Regions from separate parts of the Homo sapiens genome. Here region 2 is linked to region 1. Evidence: read pairs that join two places in POLR2A ChIA-PET (ENCODE). Cell type or tissue: B cell. All regions are shown on one strand.

Evidence for each region. Peaks named below come from ENCODE experiments on the same cell type or tissue, not always from the same donor. Only the 100,000 strongest peaks of a DNase experiment are listed, where the experiment ranks them.
Region 2: POLR2A ChIA-PET joins it to region 1 with 5 read pairs; 1 of 35 experiments calls an interaction of 5 or more read pairs at or near these places.

Annotation. Positions count from the first base shown.
Region 1 is chr17:58,336,653-58,339,152 of GRCh38, forward strand. It overlaps TSPOAP1-AS1 (TSPOAP1, SUPT4H1 and RNF43 antisense RNA 1), which reads left to right. Exons shown (of 5, transcript NR_038410.1): 3 at 796-1,027. Among named protein-coding and RNA genes, the nearest start is that of MIR4736, 1.9 kb to the left of the region's middle. RefSeq lists enhancers at 896-965, 1,196-1,405, 1,376-1,670, 2,416-2,475 and a silencer at 1,636-1,930. In B cell, CTCF peaks have their summits at 1,523, 1,813 (motif pointing left) and 2,013; DNase peaks (open chromatin) are centred at 669, 1,119, 1,439 and 2,469; H3K4me3 peaks cover 2,500 bases; H3K27ac peaks cover 2,500 bases.
Region 2 is chr17:59,349,642-59,352,141 of GRCh38, forward strand. All of the region lies in intron 1 of YPEL2 (yippee like 2), which reads left to right. Among named protein-coding and RNA genes, the nearest start is that of MIR4729, 15 kb to the right of the region's middle. In B cell, no CTCF peak of the experiment used is centred here; a DNase peak (open chromatin) is centred at 1,050; H3K4me3 peaks cover 1,443 bases; H3K27ac peaks cover 2,083 bases.

The DNA.
Region 1 (2,500 bases):
AGAAGGCAGCCTGAGGTCACAAAACAAGTTAGGGCCAAGTTGGGTTCTTTCCACAACATCTGGGAAAAGGCAGGACGGGCTGGGTGGAAAGGGGGTGTGGGTGTGAGGAAGGCTACCCTGACCACTGCTGTGGGAGTGGCCGTGAAACCAGAAGCTTTCTCCTCTGGGATCTTCTGGGGACACAAGTGGAGAGATGAAAGCTCCCTCTGGACTCTCTCCACACACAGGTGCTGGGTTTAACTTGCATAGCTGCACCTGCTCCAGTTCCAACTGCTGCAAATAAATTGTGTGTGTATGTGTGGCGGGGACAGGGAGGGGGTCCAAGAGCTGGTTTTCTGCCTGGAACCCACTACAATCCCTCATCAGCCCCACTCCCTATCCCAACATCAGGATCACCAAGCAGAGGATAAAATTAAGTGTCAAGAAACTAGGGGTCTAATCCTCACCCTGTGATTATTTATGGTACAATTCTGGGCCAGTCACTGAATCTGCCCCTAAACCCCAGCCTGTTTCTTCACCTATAAAAATGGGGAGGGAGTTGACCAAAAGACTTGTTTGTGCTCTAGGAAGTCCCCAAGAGCACAGGAGCCCAGAGACCTCGCAGGAGGAAGCAGCAGTATCTGTGTTCCAAATCCTGCCCAGCCCCCAGGCAGCCATGGTATCTTCTCAGCTGGCTCGAGGGCACACCTCCCAAAATGCAGAGAAGGCAGGGTGGCTAGGAATGGCTCTAGTAGAATTCTCCCCTTATCTTGTCTGGAAACAAGGGGCAAAGAGCTATCTATTTCCTCCTGCCAGCCTCCTGCCCCCAACAGGATTCCTCACATCCCAGGACCAGCTGGAAAAGGTGGTGAGAGTTGGAAAGAGACTGCTCAGTGAGGACTGCCCTGCGAACCAGCTTGGATTCATCCCGTTCACCTCCACGTTCTGCACTCGGGGCCGAGGGAAGGGAGGCAGCCCAGGCAGCTAGAGAACTTGATGAAACACACTCAATCTGAATCTCGCTTGATCGTCATGCTGACCCAGTGAGGTAAGTGATGGTATCCCCATCTCAGAGATGAGGAACCGGAAACTCAGCGAGGTTAAGTTTCACCTTCCTGAAAATCGGGCACCCCGTTTCTGTTCCCCAGAGGGAGCTCAATTCAAAGTCCCCAAAGAACAGGTCTTCTGTGAAGACCTGTTCTCCCCTCACAACCCCGTTGGAAAAAGCAGTGGGAGCGACCCAGGGCGGACCCTCTGGCCCAGGCTTGTGGGTTGGGGGGCAGAGGGGCCTAACTGGGTGGCCAGGTGGCCCGCAGAGTCTCTCCAGCAGCAGATGGCCTCCCCAGCCCTTTCCTTCAGAGCCTATTAAGCAGTCAAATGGGGGAGGGTTGGCCCCCAAGGCCAGGGACCCAGCAGCAGCAGCAGCTCACAGCACTGGAGCCGTTAAAAAGTGACTCAACCAGAAAGTGCGTTTGAAGTGACGCCCGCCAGGGCCCCAGAGCCCCAGAGCCCCAGAGCCAAACCTCAAAAAGACGAAGTGAGAGAGACAGGCCTGCGGGGGCTGGGCCGGGGGTGGAGACCCAGCCTGGAGCTGGCCTGGCCAAATAAGGGCAAATGCACTAGGGCGGGCCAATGGGGCAACAGCGGCTGGCTGCGTCATGGGGCTGCGGCTCTGGGGAGGGGGAGGTGAGAAGCCTGGGACAAAATGGGGGTGGGTGTCAGGGGTCCCGGCACCTCTTCGAGGGGTCCCAGGGTGGGTGAACACAGGAGGCATGGAAGCCCTCACCCCCAAGGAGCCTTTGTTACTAAGGTCAGTGGACCTGCAACCCCAGAGCCCCACCTGCAGGCTGGATGGGGTTCAAGGAAGAAAAAGGGAAACCTGGAGGACCCCCATGCCCCTGCCCCAGTTATGGGCCCTGGATCCCCATCTGCCATGGAGAACTGAAGGGAGGCCATAGGGACAGCAGCGTTGTGCAAGGGGAAAGGCTGAAGCACCAGTGCAGCTTCACCAGGCCACTGACTGTGGGCGAGAGATGTAATGGAAACTCAGTTTTCTCATCTGTGAAAGGGGAATAATATTGCCTCGTGGGATGGCACTGAGGGTCAAATGCAATAATAGAGGTGGCCCATTTTGAACCTGGAAATTGCCATAGGGATGTAATAGATGATTAGTGTAGAGGCACAAGGCCAAAGGCTGCTTCTTAGATTCTTGTTTCCAGGTGCTATAAACGATCCCTTTGCAAGGATATCATGTGGTTCTCAATTTTGGCCCCTGGTGTCTAGAACAAGGTAGGGGGAGGTGCCAAGGCCAGAGGGATTCCTGAATCTTAGTCCCTAAGCAAAAGCAGAAGAGACTGATGCCTGCCTGCCTCCAGCTGATTCCCCAGGGACATACCCCCCTTCATTTCTCCTGCATCTCCTCACCTTCCATGAATCCAGACCATGCCCCACCCCTCCTCCTGAGACCCCGCCCTCCATCTCCCGGCCTCTCTGGGGTGCAGGGCAGAGGAAGTGAGTCTAC
Region 2 (2,500 bases), 1.0 Mb after region 1:
CCCACAGGCTGGCCTTTTGTTTTGTTTTGTTTTGTTTTGAGACAGAATCTCGCACTGTCACCAGACTGGAGTGCAGTGGCACGATCTCGGCTCACTGCAACCTCCACCTCGCAGGTTCAGGCGATTCTCCTGCCTCAGTCTCCTGAGTAGCTGGGACTACAGGCACACGCCACCATGCCCGGCTAATTTTTGTATTTTTGGTAGAGACGGGGTTTCACCATATTGGCCAGGATGGTCTCAATCTCTTGACCTCGTGATCCGCCCGCCTCAGCCTCCCAAAGTGCTGGGATTACGGGCATGAGCCACTGTGCCTGGCCCTACAGGCCTTTCTTGATCCTGCTTCTCCTTGCTTTCTACTTACCTCCTCTCATTTCTTCTAGTTTGTCCTGTACCAGTTGAACAAGATTCATATTTCAGCAAGCCGCTTTTTCTTCCCTTTTTCTTTTCTTTTTTTTTAATGCTCTGTCACCCAGGCTGGAATGCAGTTGGAGTGAACACTGTGCACTGCAGTCTCAACCTCCTGGGCTCAAGTAATCCTCTGGCCTCAGCCTCTCAAGTAGCTGGGATCACAGGCGCGTGCCACCATGCCTGGCTAAGTTTGAATTTTTTGTAGAGTTGAGGTCTTGCCGTGTTGTCCAAGCTGGTCTCGAACTCTTGGGCTCAAGCAATCCTCCTGTTTCAAAGTGCTAGGATTATAGGTGTGAGCCACCGCATCTGGCTTTTCCTTTTTTCTTCTTAGGAAAGGAGTCCCTCTCTAGGATGCCTGTTTATTCATATTTAAGAGCAATGGGGAGCAGAGTGACCCTGCCACAGCAAAATGTAAGGCTTCTTGTCTAGGCCTTCCAGAGCCTTTCTAGCACCAGACAGCCTGGGCCATTGCTTATATGGTAGATTTTTCTCTTGTCTTTTTAGGTTCAGAGCTGTGGTGAGGATGGAATGTGCATGTGTGTGTTTGTATGTGACACACTCACATTTAATACAAACAAGAAATGCTTATTTCACAGAAGGTAGCTTTGAATAAGTTTCGGGATTCAGATTTGAAGCTGAACATAACCAGAAACTTCTACCTGTAAACTTTTTTTGGGGGTTTCCTTCAGAGGAGAAGTGAGAGAAGAAATAATTCTACTCTGGGGAAATGTATAATTTAGAAGCTGTCTGCATGTATAAGAAAACAGACTCTGTATCTGCTCTCTAAACTCAGCCTGGCAGCCAGGGTCATTGTTTCTTTTTCTCCCCTCTGTGTTTGTGTAAGACGGATGGGTCTGGTGCTCTTTGTGCTCCCCAGCGGGCAGCTAAGGCTGTGGACTCTAGCAGCATTTGGCCTGGGGGAAGCCTACTGCTTGTTTTCCCCTGCCTGTCTTTCCTATTTCCTTACTCTAACTCACCACCCCTTCCTTTCCTGGATGTGCTGTCTATCCTGAAATGGAACAGGAGTATTAGAAAGGTGGAAGGGCCAGGTGCGGTGGTTCACACCTGTAATGCCAGCACTTTGGGAGGCTGAGGTGGGTTGATCACCTGATGTCAGGAGTTCAAGACCAGTCTGGCCAACATGGTGAAACCCTGTCTCTACTAAAAATACAAAAATTAGCCAGGCGTGGTGGCGGGCGCCTGTAATTCTAGGTACATGGGAGGCTAAGGCAGGAGGATTGCTTGAACCCGGGAGGCGGAGGTTGCCGTGAGCCGAGATCATGCCACTGTACTCCAGCCTGGAAGACAGAGTGTGAGACTCTGTCTTAAAAAAGAAAGAAAAAGAAAGGTTGAGGGTATTTCAGGAAACTCCAAGCAGGGTACTTGGCTCTACCACCCTTTCTATCTGTAACACTCTGGCACCCAACAGCATTGGTCTTCTGTGGGCTGTTTTGTCATTCACCTTACCTGCTACCCAGAGTGTGCCCAGGGTGTGATGAAGGGGTTCTGGATCCAAAAGTTTATGTATCTTTCGTCCTATCTCCTGTGATGGCCAGACCTAACTGAGGCAAAGCCGAGAGAATTATTTCCCACTTCCATTTCCTTCAAGTGTTGCTATAATGTTCACTGTAAACTGATTTTACATCTTTAAAACTAGAGGTGGGAGACTGAGCAGGGGCGACATCATACATTGGCCCCCAAAGGTCTGAATCCCTTCAACAGTCAGATAGCTCACATATAATTGGTCGCTTTGCATGAGGAGCTTCCTTGGCTCAGGGCTGCAGAAGAGAAGTGCTCTCACTGTGGGTTAAGGGGTGGTGGCTGATATTGTCCTTCAGCCTAGTGCTAGTTAGTTAGTTGGCCACTCAGGAAGGTATAAAGTGTCCCAGAAGTATGGCGGCCTCAGTGACTGTTTTGGTGGGAAGGATTCCAGGGAAGATGGCAGTTTCGCCTTAGAAGATTTGGTTCCAGGGAGGTTTAGAGGAAAAAGAGGACGATGATTTGCAGGCTTTCTCTAAAGATCCAGATGGATCCCAGACGTAGTCCAGCCAGGAAGATCTGATTTTGTTTGTCTTCCTTCCCCATCTCCCTA